Regions from separate parts of the Homo sapiens genome. Here region 1 is linked to region 2. Evidence: read pairs that join two places in POLR2A ChIA-PET (ENCODE). Cell type or tissue: B cell. All regions are shown on one strand. Links, peaks and the distances in the headings refer to the core of each region. The heading gives the core; the rest is flanking DNA.

What was found. ChIA-PET counts read pairs that join two places held together with the same protein. Peaks named below come from ENCODE experiments on the same cell type or tissue, not always from the same donor. Only the 100,000 strongest peaks of a DNase experiment are listed, where the experiment ranks them.
Region 1: POLR2A ChIA-PET joins it to region 2 with 10 read pairs; 9 of 35 experiments call an interaction of 5 or more read pairs at or near these places.

The regions. Positions count from the first base shown.
Region 1 is chr11:14,442,791-14,454,670 of GRCh38, forward strand. No RefSeq gene overlaps it. Among named protein-coding and RNA genes, the nearest start is that of COPB1, 51 kb to the right of the region's middle. In B cell, for the core only: no CTCF peak of the experiment used is centred there; a DNase peak (open chromatin) is centred at 9,251; H3K27ac peaks cover 178 bases.
Region 2 is chr11:14,319,367-14,331,246 of GRCh38, forward strand. The region is part of intron 1 of RRAS2 (RAS related 2); the gene reads right to left. Among named protein-coding and RNA genes, the nearest start is that of RRAS2, 34 kb to the right of the region's middle. RefSeq lists an enhancer at 3,944-4,023. In B cell, for the core only: no CTCF peak of the experiment used is centred there; DNase peaks (open chromatin) are centred at 4,116, 5,845, 7,302 and 7,985; H3K4me3 peaks cover 4,966 bases; H3K27ac peaks cover 6,966 bases.

The sequences.
Region 1 (11,880 bases), core at 1,421-9,420, 120 kb after region 2:
AGCCGAGATCGCGCCATTGTACTCCAGCCTGGGGGACAAGAGCAAGACTTCATCTCAAAAAAAAGAAGCTGGAAGAAGATATAAGGGAGGTGTGGCATTGAGAAAGAGCCAGGTTTCCATTAAGCAGGAGGCAGAGAAAGTAAACTGCCAAGAAATTAAAGTTTGTAGGAGGGGTTTTTGCTTATTTGCCTATTTTCCAATGGATGAAGGATTATTCCAGCAGTAAAAGTAACAACATGTAATAGAGAGAGAACAGGCCCTGGTCAGAGGTCAGGATTCCATTCCTGGATCTATCACTTACTAGCCAAGCAACTTTAGCCAATTACTTTGCCTTAGCTCAGTTTTCCCACTTGTGAAACAGTAACCTAATAATTTGGTTACTTTGAGGATCAAATGAGATAATGGGTGCAATTCGCATTATAAACTGTAAAGTGTGGTCCCCACATATTGTTATCATTAATGTGCGGTGAGTTCATGCAAGCATTTGGACCAATGTTCTTATTCCTGACTTAGTTTGGAATAGTACTGGGAGGAACGCAGGCCAAATACTAACTCCATTTTAGAGGTGGGGCAAAGTACCATGCTAAATTGTGCTATGTGGTATAATGGTGGAATAGAGAATGCTGTGTGAGCACAGAAAAAGGAACAATTCAGAGCTTAAGTGAACTTTATAGTGGAAATGCCATGTGAACTGGCCATTGAAGATTAAGTCTGAGAAAGGGAAAGCTATTCCACTCTCCTTAGTTACTGGTAGATATCTAAGTAGAAGCCAGGGCCACAAACATGCAGTTAGGTACTGCTTCCCAGTGCTCTTGACCCCCGCCCCCAACACCTTCCAGAGCATATTCTCTTTGCTTTTGCTAAGGGCCTAGCTGCCATGGGAGCACCACCATTCTTGCTTAGTCTCTTTGCAATTTGCTGTCAACAACTTACTGTCAGTGTGCAAACGTACAGTTCACATCCTCCAGATATGCAGCATCACACTTCAGTTTCTGCCTCCAAGCCTCTTCCAAGTTCTCTGATGATGCCTGCTGTTGGCTGACTGCCATGCCTTATCTGGGAATCAATGAGACCAGTAGGTCAACTGTGAGCAGCTCTCCCAGGAAACCAGCAGGGTTAATTTTAAAGGAATTGTGACTTGTCACACACACTGTGATTGTTCTACACCTGAATGAGGTTGCTGGAGGTCCCTCTGTCCTATCCCCTCCTCCCCTATTTCCTTCAGTGACTTTGGAGAAAAAACAGATCCTATTTGATTTCCTTCTTCCTCAATCTCTTAGGTTCCCAAAGTCTGACTGCTCCGTTCACACTTTTTCAAAGGGCATTGGTGGGGACCCAGTAACCCACCTCATTCCTAAAAACTTGGTTACCCAGTGGTGGGCCATATTTCTATTTAATATCCTGTGATAATAATAACCATGGTATATCCATTTTACAGATGAAGAAGCTAAACCTCAGAGAGGGTAAGAGGTGAGAGGCTCAGGGTGGGGAGAAACCAGAACATGAGACGGGAATACAGCCTAAGGCAAGGCAATAATGACTATCTGTCAATGTTTGGCTGCCCAGCATCCATTTCCCCGCTTCCTGATAGTACCCTGATTTCTGTACACATTATGTGCAGTCTTGGTGGGAGCAGACATGCAGAGAGGCCTGTCTCCCACTACAGTTAGGGAAGGGCTACAGAATTCTAACCTTTGAGATTTAAGGGAAATAGCAAAAGTTACCTCCCTGCTGAGACTAGTATGCAGCCTAGCCCACACTCCATGTTTAGCAAAGGTCATTTCTGCTCAGCACTCTTTTCTTACAATCTGAGTGGTTTTAGGCAAGTCACTTAACATTCTTTGCCTCAGAAATGATGTGTGTAGGTCGGGTGTGGTGGCTCATGCCTGGGTGGATCACTTGAGGTGAGGAGTTTGAGATCAGCCTGACCAACATGGTGAAACCCTGTCTCTACTAAAATACAAAAATTAGCCAGGTGTGGTGGTGTGTGCCTGTAATCCTAGCTACTCGGGAGGCTAAGGCAGGAGAATCACTTGAACCAGGAAGGCAGAGGTTGCAGTGAGCCAAGATCTGGGCAGCCTGGGCGAGAGAGCGAGACTCCATCTCAGAAAAAAAAAAAATGTTGTATGTAACATCACCATCATTCCTAACGTGTGTTAAGTGCTCAGTGGTTAGTTACTGCTCTGATCGTCATAATTATGCTTTTGTCCCCAGTGAATGGGTTGAATCAATTGTGGTATATATCATCAGCATGACAGAAACTATTTAAAGTAATGTGGAAGCAGATATTGACTTATTGAAACAGAAACTGATTTATATGGTTGAATAAAAAGGTCAAATTATGATCATACTTTGATTAAAATATGTATATACGCCAGGCGTGGTGGCTCTGCCTTTAATCCCAGCACTCTGAGAGGCCGAGGTGGATGGATCAGTTGAGGCCAGGAGTTCAAGACCAGCCGGCCAACATGGTGAAACCTCATCTCTACTAAAAATACAAAAATTCGCTGGATGTGGTGGCATATGACTATAATCCCAGCTACTTGGGAGGCCGAGGCAGGAGAATCACTCAAACCTGGGAGCTGGGGGTTGCAGTGAGCTGAGATCACGCCACTGCATTCCAGCCTTAGCAACACAGCGAGATTCCGTCTCAAAAAAGAATAAAAATACCTGAAATAGTACATCCCAAAATGTTAATCAGTATTTATCTCTGATGTTTTATTTTCGCCTTTCTTCATTTTCTATTTTCAGTGAACAGACATTAATTAATAGTTACTAATTTTTAAGTTTAAAAAGGCCATCACTTAGTGGAGAATCAAGGCTTGATTTCAGCCAGGGGCAAATTCAAGCAGATAGCACAAGGCAGCCAGGTTCCACAAAATAGGGATGAAGTCAGAATAGCAGTCACATCAGACATGTGGTTGGCATACTTCCGATTTAAAGGGCAGTCCTAGGCAGTGGCTAGATACACAATCCAACCCTCTAGGGGAGCTGGGGGCCAGAGCAACTCAGGTCCTTGTAACTACTTTAATTCCTGAAAACCTTTCTTAATTACCCTCCCCATCTACCAGCCACTGTCTACTCCATTCACCTAATTTATTTCCTTCCCAGGACTTACTCTGAAAACACCTTATTTGGTTGTTGTCACAGGAATGTAAGCTCATGTGTGCAAAGATTTTGTCTATCTTATTCATCATATACATGCTGTGACATGAAGAGCGCCTGCACAAAATAGGAGCTCAATTAAAAAGAGAATTAATGCAAAATCAAAACCCACCAGGGAATAAAAATGAGGCAGAAATCCAGCTGTGCCTTTGGGATCTACAAGTGTGAGGGGTCAGCAATTATGAGTTCACCTTGTGGGGTTGGATTCAAAGTAAGGAATATAAGCAAATAAATACAATTTCAATGGTCTTTTTTCTTTTCAAAAAGCAGTTATCACATTTTTTAAAAATGGTGATGACACTTCCAGAAGAATATGACACAGTCTCTATGTATGAACTTATTGGAAGTCTGGGCTAAATGAGTAACTTCCTGAATGACATGAAAAGTGATGAGGCTCTGGCATTCTGGAAAAACTTGATACAAATTGTACACTAAAGTAATTCCATGGAATGATATTTAAAAGTTTAAATGGCTACTTAGTCTAAAAGATTTTGGCTTAAAGTTAAATGAATATTTCTTATACACATCAAAATCCCTGGCATAACTCAGTTTTTATGGGACACAAGGAAGCAGAGAATTCTGAGTTTTATGTCAAACTTTTTGTGAACGAGCAAGTAGGAAAAATGAAAGTGAGAGGGGACAGCTGAGACTTTCATTCATCTTTTATATGCCACACACTAACAAGCCATGAATTTTCTCATTTAATAACCCTACAAGGCAGGCACTATTTATTTCCATTTTCCACAACAAAAAAATAAGGCTGAAATAGATTGACTTGCCCAAGATCACAGTTAATAAATTACAGAGGAAAATCTAAATTCCAGGTTTATTTGATTCTAGAGCCTGCATACTTTTTATTTACCACACTTGCCTCTCCAGCATTCCTGGAAATCCCCTTGATGAAATATATTGCTCATCTTAAAAAGAAAAAAAAAGGCAATAATATGGCTTAAAAGGAAGCAGGAAGTAATAGGAAAAACTAAGTAATTCACAAACTATTAGGTTGAATCACATAAAATTGCTGATACTTGACTTTTTTTAACCCATAAAAGAAGCAGTTTCATATACTTCAACCTCATGGTATGGTATTATTTCTGTGGATAAAGATCACCATGACAACCCTATTAATAACTACTCCATCACTCATCTGTACACACCTTTACTGATTAAATTTCATGTCATTTCAGTAATGGCTTAAGACAGGAAGTGTTTTACATATGAGGAAGAGCAGATTTGATAACCCTACCCATTTTTCAGAGTAGCATTTGCCCTTAGGAAAACATGTTTAAGTTTTTTTAAAAGCTCCTACCTGTCCCTTACTCCCTGCCCCTTCCATGTCCCACTTTCCACATCATGTTCTGTCAAAATAACTTTTTTTTTTTTTTTCTAAAAAGAGACAGGGTCTCGCTCTGTTACCCAGGTTGGAGTGCAGTGGCACAATCATAGGTCAATGCAGCCTTGAACTCCTGGGCTCAAGCAATCCTCCCACTTTAGCCTCCCAAGTAGCTGGGTCACCATGCTGGGCTATTTTAGTTTTTGTAGAGACAGGGGTCTCACTATGTTGCCCAGGCCAGTCTCAAACTCCTGGGCTCAAGCAATCCTCCCACCTTGGCTTCCTAAAGTTCTGGAATTACAGGTGTGAGCCACTGCACCCAGCTTAAAATTACTCTTGAATTTTGCTTCTACAGTTGGCTTCTAACTGGTCTCCCACACTTCCAATCTATTCTCCAAAGGTTTTTTCCTAAATGCAAATCTGGGCTGGGCTCAGTGGCTCACACCTGTAATCCCAGCACTCTGGGAGTCTGCAGCAGGAGAATCAGTTGAGGTCAGATGTTTAAGACCAGCCTGGACAACACAGCAAGACCCTATCTCACAAAAAAGAAAGAATTTTAAAAATTAGCTCAGTGTGGTGGCATACACTTTAGTCCTAACTACTTGGGAGGCTGAGGTGGGAGGATTGCTTGAGCCCAGGAGTTCAAGCTTACGGTGAACTATGGTTACGCCACTCACTGCACTCCAGCCTAGGTGACAGAGCAAGACCCTGTCTCTTAAAAAACAAACAAAAAGCAAATTTGTCACTATCTGCTTACAATTTGCCATCTCCAGCCTAATCGTATTGCCTCCCAAAGATGCTATGTTGAATAGAACCCAATTCTCTGTGTCATGTACCTCTGTGACTTTCTCCCACCTGTTTTGTGGCTGGAATGGTTTTTTCACCCCTTTTCCCCCATCCCTTATTTGACATTAAGCAGCCAAATTTATGCTTTTCAAGGCTTAATTCAAATGTCACCTCTTTATGAAACTATACCTGACTCTCCTCTGATAGCCACCAGTTTTCTGTGCTCTCACAGCAATTGATACATTTTTCTATTTTAAGACTTTCAAGCAGTGCTCTGATTAGGTGTTTCTGTGCCCTTAAAATATTCACCAGACTTTATCTTACTCTTAGTAACACCAGGATGTTGCATAACACTAGATGTACAGCAGGTATTACCAGTCAGAACCCAAGGGTCCTTAGCACTGAGTCCCTGTGTTTTATCTTAGTTTGGGGAATGAGGGAAAAAGCATACAGGTTGAGTGCCAAAAACAAGGGTGCACTCTTCCAGGGCGTTTCCAGAGTTCTTTTACATTGAAGGCATAAGCTGGGGACTACCTGAACTGGGATTTACATTTCCATTACCAAGGCTTATTTCATTAGGGTAAACGGTGTTTATGAGCACTATATATGGATTACATAAGAGCATTTGGGTTTTATGTTTTATACAAACATCTAGGATGGTAGTGGGGCACCTAGAAACCAAATTGTCCTTTGCTACAACCATGAAATACAAATTCAATTTGATAAACAAGAAACAATTTGCTAGCTGAAAATATATGTATGCAATATAAAACCACCAGGAGCACATATGGCCACAAAGACAAGCTGTTAGATCAAGAACATTCATCCCACCAAATATTAATATTTCCATAATGCTTCCTCAGTACTTTTAAAGTTTGGTAGCAGGCATTAAAGTGTTAAAAATCTTTATAGAGAATAAACATAAAATTGACAAAATGTGTTCTACCAACTTGGGAAAAAGATCATCACTATCTGATTTTAGCTGTGGGAACACATTTGTCCAGTTTGTGGAATACTAGTGTTCTAGCAGGGAAAGTTTGAAAAACATGCTCTTAGCCTAACAGAAAGCAGTCATACTTTTACTCAAAGCAAGGGATCACTTAAAAAAAAAAAAGTGTGACTTACTTTGTAGAAAGAGAAAATTTTGATTATAATTCATTAAATTCACTTTTTAAATGTTGTTGGGCTTTCAGAAATGGTTTGCATAGCTCAGTAGAAGTCAGTAATTTTCCCAGACTCCTTGAGCCAGATGGGCATTTTCCCTACACCCTGGCTGGTGAAGTCCTGTGTGGTAGGAATCTGTTCCCACCCTCTTATAAGGGAATACATTGTTAACTCACAAGAGGATGCCCAGAAAAGGCTGAGGTTTCAGCCACTTTGAATCCCAAGAGATCAAGATCACAGATATAAAAATCACAAAAGCTGGAATCAGGGACTGTAGCCAATAAAATATCTTAGCTACACCCAGTAACAGGGTGGGTGGGGTAGACAACATTTATTTTCAAGATGTACTGGAGATAAGACTGATGTGATATTTCAATTTCCTATTCACTTGGAGAGATAGGCCATGTATCTGCAACATATCCTGACTCATCTTTTTTTTTTTTTGAGACAGAGTCTTGCCCCGTTGCCCAGGCTGGAGTGCAATGGCACAATCTGGGCTCACTGCAACCCCCGCCTCTCAGGTTCAAGCTATTCTGCTGCCTCAGCCTCCCGAGTAGTGGGATTACAGGTGCCCACCACCATGCCCGGCTAATTTTTTTTTTTTTTGTATTTTTAGTAGAGACAGGGTTTCACCATGTTGGCCAGGCTGGTCATGAACTCCTGACCTCAGGTGATCCACCTGCCTCGGCCTCCCAAAGTGCTGGGATTACAGGCGTGAGCCACTGCGCCCGGCCCTGATTCATCTTATGCAGGAGACATTATCATAATGTAGGAGAGTGCTGTCTTTTTCTCACCTAACATTTTTTTCCTAGGCACATCCCCACAGTGCAATTTAGTCCACACCCTAGTTATCTTTATGACTATATGCATTATTCATTTGGTCACTCAACAAATATTTATTAAGCATCTACTATCTACTGGGTACTCTGGTACAGACTATAGACACACCACCATTGCTTGTCAATACTCATTTTGGAGCATCTTGATCATTTTTCATTTTTATTATTAAAAATGTTATTAAATCTTTGGACTTTTTCTTTTTTTCAGTATGCCTCTCAAAAATAGTATTAGTAGGGAAGAGTCTGACCAGGTCCAAAAATTGTATAGAAACTGTTGTATGTGACTAAAATTAAGGCATAGGCTTTAATTTTAAAATTATATGTGAAGTTTATGGTTAGGCTACTGTAGGAGACCACGTTAAGGACGACGAGAGTCTAAACCAGGACAATGGCAGTGGAGTGGGGAAAGAAGATTAGAAAAATATTGAGGAAGGGAAAAAAATGAGTCTTGGTGTCTGATGAGATATAGGTGTGAGGGTAGAGTTAAAGATGACTACTGGGTTTCTAGCATAAATTACCAGAGAACACAGTAGAGGAGCAAGTTAGGGGAACAAGATAAATTCCATTTCATTTTGATGTGCCCATTGGTAACATCCAGGTAGAGATATCCCAGTTGATTTACAGAGCTTGTTGAAGAGGTAGCTATAAAAACACAAGGCTTTCCTGCTCCTTGTTTATGGATAAAATAAACAATAAAATAAAATAAGGATATTTTTAAAAACATAAAAAACAAAAATAAAACATAAGGCTTTTTAGTATAGATTTTTAAGCCAGAAACCCAGAAAGTCAGCTAGCTGAATTGTTTCATTTTACAGATAAGAACATAGGCCCAGTGACATCTGTCTGTTTTCACAAAGCTACTTAGTGAATTGAGAATAGATTTAGAAAAATTCATTCAGGACTCTTTCAGTCCAACATGCTGCATTTCATTTGTTTATTTTGTTGGTTTTACAATTGTGATGGTTAATATTGAGTGTCAATTTGATTGAAGGATGCAAAGTATTGATCCTGGGTGTGTCTGTGAGGGTGTTGCCAAAGGAGATTAACATTTGAGTTAGTGGGCTGGGAAAGGCAGACCCACTCTTAATCTGGGTGGGCACCATCTAATCAGATGCCAGTGTGGCTAGAATATAAAGCAGTCAGAAGAACGTGAAAAGACTAGACTGAGGCCAGGCGCGGTGGCTCACGCCTGTAATCTCAGCACTTTGGGAGGCTGAGGCAGGTGGATCACCTGATGTCAGGAGTTCGAGACCAGCCTGGCCAACATGGTGAAACCCCATCTCTACTGGAAATACAAAAAAATTAGCTGGGCTTGGTGGCAGGCGCCTGTAATCTCAGCTACTCCAGAGGCTGAGGCAAGAGAATCATTTGAACCTGGGAGGCAAAGGTTGCAGTGAGCCGAGATCATGCAATGGCACGCCAGCCTGGGCAACAAGAGCAAAACTCCATCTCAAAAAAAGAAAAGAAAAGACTGGACTGGACTGGCCTAGCCTCCCAGCCTATATCTTTCTCCAGTGCTAGACTCTTCCTGCCTTCGAACATCAGACTCCCAAGTTCTTCAGTTTTGGGACTCAGACTGGCTTTCCTTGCTCCTCAGCTTGCAGACAGCCTATTGTGGGACCTTGTAATCGTGTGAGTTAATACTTTATAAACTCCCCTTTATATATATATCCTATTAGTCTGTCCCTCTAGAGGACCCTAACTAATACAATTATTCCACATACAATTATTCCAAAATACATACAACGCAAAGTTTTCTCAGAATCCTATAATTATATACAGAGCCCAGATAAAAGACACAAATCCCACTTGCATTCTTTTGTCACTGCATGACTGACTTCTCAGAGATTCTGCCATTGCTAGATGGAGAAAATAAAAGAGGAAGTGGTCAGATTATTAGAAGTGACTTTTGATCACAGTGAGCAACCCCTAAACATCACACTGTTATTGTAACCTGGCTGCACATATCTCTGGGCTCAATTTTAAAGAACCAGTCATCTGATTGTCATTCTGAAAGCAAACAAAGCCAGTATGTTCACCATAGATGATCTATCACATGAGGAACATGGGTTATGACAATTACGTTTAGCTAACAATAGTTGATAGGCAAAAGTGCCAAGAGCTTATTAAAAAAACTACACAACAGGCTGGGTGCGGTGGCTCACACCTGTAAACCCAGCACTTTGGGAGGCTGAGGTGGTGGATCACCTCAGGTCAGGAGTTCGAGACCAGCCTGACCAATGTGGAGAAACCCCATCTCTACTAAAAATGCAAAAATTAGCTAGGTATGGTGGCAGGCATCTGTTCTTCCAGCTACTCGGGAGGCTGAGGTAGGAGAATCGCTTGAACCCACGAGGCGGAGGTTGCGGTGAGCTGAGATCGTGCCATTGCACTCCAGCCTGGGCAACAGAGTGAAACTCCGTCTCAAAAAACAAAACAAAACAAAACAAAACAAAAACAAAAAAAACTACACAACAAATAGTTACAGAGTCAAGGGCCAATGATACCTCAATTGAATAATTCTCAAGACATGAAGATTCTTTTAAGTAAGTTACTGTGTAAAACGTACATTTTACAGTGTAAAATGAAGACCTAAATTCTGAGGGAAGTATAAAGATAATGGGAACAGGGTTCAGTCTCCTCTGAAAGGTAAGGAAGGTCAATGTGGGAAAAAATGGAATGAATACATACTGATGAGCATCTACTGTGTGTTAAATATTCATAATAAGTATCATTTCATGTTCATATCACCTCTGTGAAATACACCTTAAAAGCACCTTACAAATGAGGAAACTGAGGTACAATTTATTAGGCTGTGGTGGCAATGTGTGACTAGTTACAAGGGCTTTAGTGTCAGATACCTGGCTTTATATCTGAGTTTGTCTCTTACTATTAAACCTTGAATAAGTGACTTAACCTGTTGTAAGACTGTAATCGTCATCCTTAAATGATGGTATTAACAGTATTTGCCTTAGAGGATCATTGTGAACACTGTAAATGTCATGGAAAAAGCACTCACAGTTATACCCTGGCACAAGTAAGCACTGACTAAGTTAGCTATTTACCATTGCCTGAGACTACATAGCACATAACTAGCAGATAGGATTCCATACTTTCCTAATTCTAAACTGAACTTCTGCATCATACCTGGTTACTTCTGTAGGCTCCTGAGATCCTGGAGGTAGAGAATGGAGCTGGGGACAGTAACAGTGATGGTGTACTGAGAATCTGGGAGAGGAAAGTAAGGCAGGAGGCTGGTATCCCTAACCGTTTTGAGGACAGCATTCAGAACTATTAAAAGACAAGCTATAATTTAAACTCAATCTTGATTTAAGAGAAAGGCTATACATTAGCTGACTGGAACATTCATCAATCTGGAAGGAACAAGTCACAAATAAAACTACTTAGTTTACCCAATACATAGCACAAATATTTCACCTCTGATATTATTTGAGTTTCTAAAGATATTTATGTTTTGGTTCTCTTACCTTTCTGATATCCCTAAAATGAGTTTTTGTCTCCCACATTATTTCCCACTTAAGTAGAAAAGTTTCTGACAGGTAGCAAAATATCACTATCAACCTTGGCATTTTTTTTTTTTTTTTTTTCTGAGACAGGGTCTCACTCTGTTGCCCAGGCTGGAATGCAGTGGCATGATCACAGCTCACTACAGCCTCAACCTCCTGGGCCTTATCAGTCCTCCTACCTCAGCCTCCTGAATAGCTAGGACTACAGGTGCATGCCACCACGCCCGGCTAATTTTTTAATTTTTTGTAGAGACAGGGTTTTGCCATGTTGCCCAGGCTGGTCTTAAACCCCAGGCTCATGCCATCTGCCTGCCTCAGCCTCCCAAAGTGTTGGGATTACAGGTGTAAGCCATCGTGCCCAGCCAAAGTTGTTTTTAAAAGAAGAAAAAGCAAGTTTTCTATTAGTGAGGTAAGCAAACAGCTTGATGTATCTGCCAACTATATTAACTTCCTTCTCTTTGTTCTCATTTACGAATTACCTTGCTAATAGAAAAATAGCCAGGTGCAGTGGCTCACGCCTGTAATCCCAAAACTTTGAGAGGCCAATGTGGATGGATTGCTTGAGCTCAGGAGTTTGAGACCAGCCTGGGCAACATGGCAAAACTGTCTCTACAAAAAATACAAAAATTAAATTAGCTGGGCATGGTGGCATGTGCCTGTGGTCCCAGCTACTCGGGTGATGAGGTGAGAGAGGTGGAGGTTGCAGTGAGCCAAGATCGCACCACTGCCAGACCCCGTCCCAAAAAAAAAAAAAAAGGCCGGGCACCGTGGCTCACGCCTGTAATCCCAGCACTTTGGGAGGCTGAGGTAGGCAGATCACGAGGTTGAGATTGAGACCATCCTGGCCAATATGGTGAAAACCCATCTCTACTAAAAATAGATAAAAATTAGCTGGGCATGGTGGCCCACGCCTGTAGTCCCAGCTACTCAGGAGGCTGAGGCAGGAGAATTGCTTGAACCAGGGAGGTGGAGGTTGCAGTGAGCCAATTGTGCCACTGCACTCCAGCCTGGTGACAGAGCCAGAGTCCGTCTCAAAAAAAAAAAAAAAAGTTTTTTAAAAAAGGAA
Region 2 (11,880 bases), core at 2,461-10,460:
TTTGAGACGGAGTCTCGCTCTGTCGCCCAGGCCGGACTGCGGACTGCAGTGGCGCAATCTCGGCTCAGTGCAAGCTCCACTTCCCGGGTTCACGCCATTCTCCTGCCTCAGCCTCCCGAGTAGCTGGGACTACAGGCGCCCGCCACCGCGCCCGGCTAATTTTTTGTATTTTTAGTAGAGACGGGGTTTCACCTTGTTAGCCAGGATGGTCTCGATCTCCTGACCTCATGATCCACCCGCCTCAGCCTCCCAAAGTGCTGGGATTACAGGCGTGAGCCACCGCGCCCGGCCGGTTCCCTCTGTCTTCTAAGAGCACAGATAACTGCAAGTTTACCATACATGATGGAGAATTTCTGCTACTTCCCCTGTAAAATATTTTCAAAATATCTTACTCACTCAACTGATAAAAGGTGATAAACCTACCTAAAAGACTTTTGGTGAAGAGAAGTAAGTATCAGTTGTATTTTTCAGAGCGCAGAAAAGTTGTGTGATCAAAACAACAAAAATAAGATTATAATTCCAGTTTACTGATGGACTCGAAAAACATATACGTTATAAAACAACTAAACAACTCAACTGTAGCTATGTTACATGTTTAAAATGAACTAATCATTGTAAAAATGTTTAAAGAATGGGAATGATAGCAGAAGAAAAATGTCACCATGAGAGAGTATAAAGATGGGTTAAAGGTTTTCTTCCTGCAAAACTCAATTTGTTTATTAAGTTGTAGCACTGCCCACCCACCGCACCCCACAAAAAAAGCCACATTCATTTGAGGTCACTTTACCTCCTGCTATTTCCTTTGCAGTGAGTCTGCAAAGTTCTAATGCACGGTGCTGATTTTATTCATTGAACAGAAAGCAATTGAGTGAAACATACAAGCAACTAAACCTTTGGCATCCTGTGAAACCACAAGAGAGCAAGATATTTTTTCCCAGGTTCTAACATCTTTTTAAAGCTGTTTTTTCAAATAGCAGTATGCCTAGAATGACTGCATGCTTGTCTAGAGTCATGTGCTCAGTACCAAAAGCCAGATCAATTGACTCTGAGACGGGAAAGTAATCAAGACAAAAAATTTTAATGGATGTCTTAATTTAAGCAGCTCTCATTTACTTATTCTTTCATTTAGCTAATTTCAATCTATAAACAAAATAAAAGCAGTAGACAGTTTTTCCTATGGAAACTCATTAACACAGCTTTCAGAGTTAAGCTTCAGCTTAGCCCAGATTCCCCTTAATCAATTATTTGTTGCTTTTAGAAAAGGTTGTGCAAAAACATTAGCTAAAACTGGTTAAAATTAAAGCACAGGGAAAGAACTTTTCTGAAAGATATTAAACATACTATTAATTTATTTTAAATAGGATGGATTGGTAAAAATAAAAATATAAAAGAACTTAAGTCAAAATTCATTGTTTAAGAACCTAACAATCATAAAGTCATATAAAGTAGTATGCAGTAAAATGTGGGAAAACTATAAAAATGTTAATTTTTATAGTAACTTAACACAACAATTTAAAAAAATGGTTGCAAATGGCTGGGCATAGTGGCTCACGCCTATAATCCCAGCACTTTGGGAGGCTGAGGTGGGCTGATCTCCTGAGGTCAGGAGTTCGAGACCAGCCTGGCCAACATGGTAAACCCCGTCTCTACTAAAAATACAACAATTAGCTGGGTGTGGTGGCAGGCGCCTGTAATCCCAGCTACTTGGGAGGCTGAGGCAGGAGAATCACTTGAACCTGGGAGGCAGAGGTTGCAGTGAGCCGAGATCGGCCAGTGCACTCCACCCTAGACAACAGACCAAGACTCCATCTCAAAAAAAAAAAAAAGATTGCAAATAAGTAAACACACGACGCACGTCAATATTTTAAAATCTTATGTCTATACCATTCCTCCTTCCCCTAACATGACTAGTCAACAGCAAATTTTAGGTGTTCTCAATAAATTTCCCTTGGTGAAATGGTGGTGGGACAGGGAAGGGAACTAACTCTACAAGGATGGCACGAAAGTCCCTCATTCTTTATACTCACTTAAAAGAATGATCAAAAATTGTCAAAACTTCTGAAGTTCTTGTATAGGGGTTGGGGGTTGGGGGCTACATTTGTTATTATTTTTGCCATGTCTTGTGTTTTGTGTTTGATCATCCAGGAGCAAGTGGGAGTGGGGAGAGCAGGGAAGCTGTTTACCTATTAAGACCACTTTAGCCTACCTATGATCACTTCTAGCCAGGTTGGATGGATCCTTCTTAATAAAGGAAATACCAGATTTAGCTCCCTTTCCACTATCCCTGGCTTGTTGCTGGCTGAAAATTCAGTCTCTAATTGAAAGTCTGACCCATTTCTGAAATTTTGCCTGTTCTGTGTTTTTATCACTAAATGCTCCCCTGCTTCCATTTAAGCTCACCCTTGTTTGAGTGAGGTGAAGACAACATTTGAAAATGTGTTTGGTTTTTTTGAACCCAATAATGCATTTAAAAGGTATATTTAATCCAGATCTAGTTATTAGTGGCTTCTGGTATAATTCCTCGTACTGTAATCATATGACAATGATTAGTTCATTATAATTAACTACAATTGAACTTTGTTTAGTACTTTTAAAATCCCATCTACCTAGCTATAATAAATCTATTGACTATATACTATTTAACAGTTACTATGCTAGACACTGTATAAAAAACAAAACACCACCAATAAAAGTGTTTGCCCCAAAAGAGATCACAATCTAACTGTCAAGACAAATATACCCAACAAAATAGGTGATAACTGCTATCAGGAAATATCAAATATGCTGGGCACAGTGGCTCACACCTGTAATCCTAGCACTTTGGGAGGCAGGGGCAGGTGTGTCACTTGGACTCAGGAATTTGAGACCAGCCTGGGCAACATGGTGAAACCCCATCTCTACCAAAAATACAAAAAAAAAAAAAATGAGCCCAGCATGGTGGTGCACACCTGTAGTCCCATCTACTTGGGAGGCTAAACTACGAGGATCACTTGAGTGCAGGAGGTTGAGACTGCAGTGAGCTGAGACAGCGTCACTGCACTCCAGCCTGGGTGACAATGTGAGGAGACTCTGTCTCAAAAAAAAAAACACAAAGAAATATCAAATGCTATACAAACACATTCCATCTAGGAAGACACAGCTAGCAACATTTCCTGCTTCTCTTCCTTGATGTTTAATTTCTTTCTTCCTATATTTCCCACAAATAACATTTTTTCCAAATTATTTACCTAAGAAAACCTTAATCATCCAACAAGTAATTCCTCTGTAATACGTATGTTATTGGCTAAATACAGCAATCCAGATCTATATCTATGTGTTAAAGTAGTCACAGTCTAATTTATCTTGAACTTATTAGGGAAGTACATAACAACCATTGTTAAAATTTTATCAGCCATACCCATCAAGATTCCGGATTAAATGTTAAAAATAAATGAAATCACAAACAAGTGAGCAAGAGGCTATAAAAAATGACCATCAATCCAATCAAGACAAATGTGAATTTAAAAAATAAAAAGTTAAAGAATGACCACTAAGATCTTAAGAGGAAACACACAGAACTTATGGAAATAAAAAATATAACCTAATGGTAAAAATTCAATAGATGGACTAAAAAGCGTATCTCTTCAAACACTGCTAAGGAGAACTAAAGGACAGACTATAGTGAACATAACTACAGCTAGAGGAGACATTTAAAAGAGAATACTATGAACAACTTTATGCAATAAATATGAAGCACAGACAAAATGGACATACGCCTAGAAAAATACAAACTCAAAATTGATTCAAGAATAATTAGAAGGCTGGGTACAGTGGCTCACACCTGTAATGCCAACACTTTGGGAGGCTGAGATGAGAGGATCACTTAAGCCCAGGAGTTTGAGATCAACCTGGGCAACATAGTGAGACTTCATCTCTACAAAAACAAAACAACAACAAAAAAACTAGGCCAAGCATAGCGGCATGCGCCTATAGTCCCAACAGCTTGGAAGGCTAAGGTAGGAGGATTGCTTGAGCCTGGGAGGTGGATGGTGCAGCAAAGTGAGATCACACCACTGCACTCCGACCTGGGTGACAGAGCGAGACCCTGTCTCAAAAAAAAAAGGATAATCAGAAAGCCTGAACAGCACTATGACTAATAAAGGAAGAAAAAATAAAATAAACTTCCCCCTCTTCCCCCCACCGGCACACACACAAACTAGGTCTAAAAGTTGTAAAAGCAAGGTCTACCAAACTTTCAGGAAACAAGTAAATCCAGTATCACACAAATTCTTCCAGAGAATAGAAAAGGAGGAAATACACCCCCCAAGTCATTTTATGAGGCCAGTATAATCTGGATACCAAAACCAGACAAGAACATTATTAAAAAATGAAAATTACAGGCCAATTTCACTAATAAACATACATGAAAAGAGTCCATATGCAAAATATTAACAAACAGAATCCAGAATCCAACAGTATATAAAAATATACATTATGACCAATATGTCCCAGAAATTCAGGAACAGAATATATAGACTTTTTTAAAATTATAAATATAATTCACCATATGAACAGACTAAAGAAAAACACTATAAGAGATATGGAAAAAGGATAAGAAAATGTCACATTTGTCTTAAAAAAAAAAAAACTATAGCAAACAACACTTTTTACAGTGAAACTCATTAAAATCAAGAACAAGTATGTATGTCTACTATTACCATATTTATTCAACATTACATTGGAGGTCCTAGTTAATTTAATAAGAAAATAAAGTGGTATACAAATTTTTAAGAATATATTTGATATGATTATCTGCACAGGAAACAATATACATAATAATTATTGGAATTAGAATTCAGCAAGGTATTTGGATATAAAAGTCTACATAGTCCCCTCAACCTGTCGAAAAAATAAACAGCAAAAAAAAATACCACTTCTGTATAAAGCTATTAGAAAGCTTAAGTCAAATAAAAGACACCATTTACAACAGCAACAGCAAATATATGATATGCAGGACTAACTCTAGTAAAAATATATTCTAGACCTTTAGGGAAAGAAATAATTAAGCTTTAAACAGAGGCCAAAAAAAAAAAAAAAAAGGAAAACGTATATGAGTGTAAAAGCATTCTCTTCATGGATAGAATTGTCAAGGTATCAGTGCTCCCTTAACTGACCCAATTTAAATTTGTTTTAACATTACTGGGTTTTTCATAGAATTTGACAAGCTGAACCTAAAATTTATAAGCAAGAAAATAGCCAAGAAATTGTTTATAAGTGTAAGAGTCATGAGAATTTTTTTGTTTTGCTCAATGCCATTTTCCCAGCACCTAAAAAGTTCCTGGCACATAGCAGTTGTCTCCAATATATGTGCTGAATGAATTTTTGAATGAACACAGCAGGGAAACTTATCCTACCCTCTACGAAATTTAGAATGGAAATGACACAAGAATAGGCAAAAAAGACAAATGGAACAAAACAGAAGGCCTAAAAATAAATCCACATGAATGAAATTCGATATATAAATAGAAGAGCAGATCATAGGGGAAGCATAGAACAGTACTCAAAAAGTGATGCTGGGATAACTAGTTTATGCATGTGGAAAAAAGCGAGATTGAGGGGAGAGATTATAAAGGGTTCATAAATCTCTAAGCACAGCCTGTATTATCTCTAGATTCTTCCTAGCAAAGCCTCACAAGTTTTACATTAAGATGCTATTCTAATTGAGAAAATATATAGTACCTCACCTGGAATGGTAATGCACAATAATATAAACACTTACTGCATGTTAGCTATCATCGTATCTGAGCCCTCAAACTTACCCTGATGTGAAGCCTTGCTTCACCACTTCCCAGCTTTGTCATTGGAGAAGTTACTTGAATTCACCTTGTCTTACCACAAAATGAGCTTGCACTAGCACTTACCTCAGCAAGAGTACTGTTGGGAGTTTCTTTTAATCCTTTTAGTATTTTTTTTTTTTTTTTTTTGAGACAGAGTCTCGCTCTGTCGCCCACGCTGGAGTGCAGTGGCGCGATCTTGGCTCACTGCAAGCTCTGCCTCCCGGGTTCATGCCATTCTCCTGCCTCAGCCTCCTGGGACTACAGGCGCCTGCCACGACGCCTGGCTTTTTGTATTTTTAGCAGAGAGGGGGTTTCACCTTGTTAGCCAGAATGGTCTCGATCTCCTGACCTCGTGATCCTCCCGCCTTGGCCTCCCAAAGTGCTGGGATTACAGGCGTGAGCCACCGTGCCCGGCTTCCTTTCAATATTTTTATTTTAGAATGGCATTAAGTTTGTAGATTAACAATTAGAATTGACACTGTTAAGAATCTGAATTTTCAGATCTGGAAATATAGTATGCTTTTCTGTTTAAGTCTTTGTCTTAAAAAAATTTAATGTTTGCTTTAAAATTTTGTATGGAAGACTGTAAAAAAAAATTTAACACACATTTTTTAAGTGTGTAGAAGTAGTCTTTTTGTTTGCTATTCTAAAAGGGGTGTCTTCTTCCATTGTATCTTCTACTTGATTTGTAAAAACTCTAAGTATTACATAAAATACTGTCCAATTGTGGAATGCAGTAGAGGCTGGGGAATGAGCAGCAACTGATAGCATTTTGAAGGAGGATCAAGTCTGGAATCTCACTATGCTTCTCTCATCTCCTTCCTTGAATTTAAGATGTTTTTTAAGAATATTACAGAATAGCATTCAGCAAAACATGGACGTGTACTAGAACCCCTTTGAGAGAACTTGGTTTTTTATTCTTGAATGGTGCTAAAAAGTGACCTTATTATCCCATAGCATGGAATCCAAAAATAGTAGTAAAGAAGGCTTCCACAGAATATGTGCAAATCTGAAAATCTCAGGGCATGTACCTAATGCTATATTTATTTTTCACAAAACCGGAAATAGTGACAGCTTAAAACAAGTAACTAGACTGTTATATAGCTTTTAAAATGCTGCTGCTATTGTGTAATTTTTAGCATTTTGTATATTGAATTTCTATGCCAGGAAGTATGCCACTGTTAACTATTTTACATGATGCCTAAATTTTATTTTAAATAAAAAGTTATCACACATATCAAACTCAACTACACAAATTGTTATACTAAAACATTTCAGGAAATATGTGCTTTCTAACGCTAATGAAGTTTTAGAAAAGATTGTAAATATACAAACATAAAATAAACAAGTATCACCAATTCTGAAATTTGTTAAATCAGTAAAAGAATTTTAAGGGGTAAAAGTTCTATATCTTTATACCAGCTGACTTGACAAAATTAAGAGTTCCAGTAAGAGCAAAATGTTGTCCTCTATTTGGGAGGGGGAGGGGACAGGGCACTGAGCAATCAAGCAGTTAAAACTCCTATGTCGTATCTTAAATCACTTATAACATCAAAAAGAAAGTAAACATTTCAATCCTATTAAGAATATGATTTTGGCCGGGCGCGGTGGCTCACGCCTGTAATCCCAGCACTTTGGGAGGCCGAGGCGGGCGGATCACGAGGTCAGGAGATCGAGACCATCCCGGCTAAAACGGTGAAACCCCGTCTCTACTAAAAATACAAAAAAATTAGCCGGGCGTAGTGGCGGGCGCCTGTAGTCCCAGCTACTTGGCAGGCTGAGGCAGGAGAATGGCGTGAACCCGGGAGGCGGAGCTTGCAGTGAGCCGAGATCCCGCCACTGCACTCCAGCCTGGGCAACAGAGCGAGACTCTGTCTCAAAAAAAAAAAAAAAAAAAAAAGAATATGATTTTGCTATTCTGTTCTGCTGTGGAAAACTAAGTAGTCACTTGTTTAAAAACTAAGATGAAGCAGACATAGCATAAACCAATTAAAATTAAATCAAAACAACAGTTTTAAGATGCAATATGCATACATGAATTTCTTAACAGATTATTATAGTTAAAATACCACTGAGTGTACTCACTTCAAGTGGTGTGTAAAAATAAAAATAGCTGAAGAGAGGATGGTCAAACCTCAAAACAAGTACTATAACCACCACCCAAAAATGCAAAATAAAGGAAGTTGTCTTCTTCAGAGTTAAGAGGAGGGGAAAAAATCTTTCTACTTACACATTGGGAGGAAGTGGGGATGGAGAGAAAGAAAAACAATTCCATGCCCTTCCTAAATGTTTAAGAACAAATGCAATTTATGTTACCTTCAGAAGCATTTTATCAGTACCCACAAAATTGCCTTTTAATTTGTACTAGTAAACTTACATTGCCTGAGCATCTTTCTCTACCCCCCTTTCTCTTCACTTGATTTCATGTGAAAGTCAAATTATTTGTATGACTGCTACCAGAATTTTAATAAAAATTGACACAACATAACCCAAACAATATAAATTTTCCCCTATTTAGCCAGACTCTAAATGCTTTAGGGAAAAAGAAAAACGTGCAGTACATAATTTAATTAGGTTCCAACAACTCTTCACAGATTCATATATACTTCTCACCTGTAACAACTCAATAGAGAAAAAAAATTCAAGGATGAAAAGGTTTTATTTACTTCTTTCCATACGGCAGGTAATGAGAATGGATGTTGTCTCTTACAAGACACAGGTCAAACATAGGAAAGCATGGAGGAAAAAACACAAAGAAGCCAAACTTAGACCAAATGTAGCTGTGACAAAGTTAAATGGCTTCATTAGAGAAAAAAAAGTCTTGACAGGATTTTCTAAAAATAAAATCTACCACTGTAGTGCTTACAAAGTACATAAGGCTAACAGTAAAGAGTGAGAAAAATGGCCAGGCGCGGTGGCTCATGCCTATAATTCTCGCACTTTTGGAGGCCGAGGCAGGCGGATCACCTGAGGTCAGGAGTTCGAGACCAGCCTGACCAACATGGAGAAACCCATCTCTACTAAAAATACAAAATTAGCCAGGTGTGGTGGTGCATGCCTGTAATCCCAGCTACTCGGGAGGCTGAGGCAGGAGAATCACTTGAACCCAGGAGGTGGAGGTTGCAGTGAGCCAAGATCGCACCATTGTACTCCAGCCTGGGCAAGAAGAGCAAAACTCCAACTCAAAAAAAAAAAAAAAAAAAAAGAGTGAGAAAAAATAATGTAGCAAATTTAGTCAAGCCAGGAAGACACGTGTAAAAACAATATCAAACATGGTAAAATTTATTTGGCAAGAGCTATAGTAAAATTTTAAGATGCCATTAGGCAACAGTAAAAATAATATTTAGGCAACAAAAAAGTATAAATCAATGTAAAAGCTTAGAAACACTAGAAGAAAAACAGCTATAGTATGTAAAGTAGTAAAAAATATATACATGACACAAAGTAATGACTAAAATTAATGCAGATGCAATACACATACACCAATTTTTTTTTTTTTCAACAAGAGTTTCGCTCTTGTTGCCCAGACTGGAGTGCAATGGCGTGACCTCTGCTCACCGCAACCTCCACCTTCTGGGTTCAAGCAATCCTCCTGGCTCAGCCTCCCCAGTAGCTGGGATTAGAGGCATGCGCCACTATGCCCAGCTAACTTTGTATTTTTAGTAGAGACAGGGTTTCTCCATGTTGGTCAGGCTGGTCTCAAACTGCCAACCTCAGGTGATCCACCGGCCTCGGCCTCCCAAAGTGCTGGGATTACAAGTGTGAGCAACTATGCCCGGCACATACACCAAATTTTATATATATGTGTGTGTGTGTGTGTGTGTGTGTGTATATATATATATATATACACACACACATATATATGTATATACACACACATATACATACACACACACACACACACACACACACACACGCATATACATATATATATATATTTTTTTTGAGATGGAGTTTCACTCCTGTTGTCCAGGCTGGAGTCCAATGGCGCGATCTCAGCTCACTGCAACCTCCCTTCGCCTCCCAGGTTCAAGGGATTCTCCTGCCTCAGCCTCCCAAGTAGCTGGGATTATAGGCATGAGCCCCCACACCCAGCTAATTTTGTATTTTTAGTAAAGATGGGGTTTCACCATGTTGGTCAGGCTGGTCTCAAACTCCTGACCTCAAGTGATCCACCCGCCTCAGCTTCCCAAAGTGCTAAGATTACAGGCACAAGCCACCACGTGGGGCCAAAATTATATATTTTAAAGCAGAGATAGATCAAACACAAAATGAATCAAGTTAGGCTTTTAGACCCCTCGCATACACAGATACCTTTTCTTATTCTAAACAAATATTCACATGTGCATAATCTTGTATTTTCTTTCCTAAAGAGGGTCCTCAAAATTATATAAGCTGTAGGTCCCCTCAACACCTGGATCTGATTCCTGCAGTAAACAGCAAAAACATACCTTTTCTAATGTCTAAAACTTGCCAATTTCTGGCCATGATGCCAAAAGTAAAATAGAACAAAAAAGCAGAAATCAACAAAGACTTAAATTTTAAATATATAATAAAAATTCACATGATGAAAGGACACATTTTAAATTAGGAAATTAAAAACAGGGCCAGGCACAGTGGCCCATGCCTGTAATCCCTGCACTTCAGGAGGCCAAGGTGAGACAGTCACCTGAGCCCAGGAATTTGAGGTCAGCCTGAGCAACATAGTGAGACTTCATCTCTATAAATAAAAATAAAAATAAATTAGCCAGGCGTGGTGACACATGCTTGTAGTCCTAGCTCTTCAAGGGGCTGAAGCAGATGGACTGCTTCAGCCCAAGAGTTCGAGCCTATAGTAAGCTATGATTGTGCCACTGCACCCCAGGCTGGGCCACAGACTAAGACCCTATCTCTTAGAAACAATGAAAAAGAAAATTAAAAAATATCCAAATGACTCAATGTAGTATTCACGGTGTAATGTGAATGTGTTCATTAAAAGATGTAAAAACACAGCAATGAATTCTAAGATTTTAGAAAACAAACCCAAAGGAAAACAGAACAAAATAATTTAAGGAAAAATACAAGGATCTATTCATTGGTAGTCCTGATAATTTAAGAACTGCTTCCTGGCCAGGCTCAGCAGCTTACATCTTGTAATCCCAGCACTTTGGGAGGCCCAATCTATATAAAAAATTTAAAAATTAGCCGGGCATGGTGGCACACGCCTGTAGTCCCAGCTACTCAGGAGGCTGAGGTAGGAAGATCCCTTCAACCTGGGAGGTCGAGGCTGCAGTGAGCCATGATTGTGCTACTGCACTCCAGCCTGGAGGACAGAGACCCTGTTTCAATTAAAAAACAAAAAACTGGTTCCTTGGGGTTGGGGGAACACCATACTCAGAAACTTAAATGAGTACCACTGATGAGGGGGACGTCTTTATCATTTCAGATTCCCTGAAAAAGCAGAGGCATTATGATGACATGTAGTTAACATTAAAAAAAATTTTTTTTTCAGATGATATAAATATTCAAACGAAAAAGGCTGTAACAAAAATAAGATACTTTTAACCACAGCTATATGTTGAGAAATTTAATTAAGGCAATGTTTTCACACCAAATTTTTAAGAAGAAAAATGTATTTACACATAAAGCTTACATTTCAAGAGGTAGAAAACTGAATCAACAGGATGAAATAGACAAAATTGTTTATCAACAATAGGAGTAACTATAGTTAATAACAGTGGCAAATTTCATTTGTTTTTTGTTTGTTTGCTTGTTTTAGAGACAGTTCACTGTTGCTCAGGGTGGTGTGCACTGGCGTGATCATAGTTCACTGCAGCCTCAAACTGCTGGGCTCAAGCAATCCTGCTGCCTGAGACTTCTAAAGTGCTGGGATTACAGGCATGAGCCACTGCGCCTGACCCTAAATCCAGATTTTTAAAGAACATAAAATTTAAAGCCCTGGGAGAATATGAAGATGAACATACTACCCAATTCATCTTTCAAGTCAAATATATTCTTGGTCACAAGTTTCTGTGAACCTAGAAACTGGAAACAAGAAACACAACACCCATACAACTTAATAAAA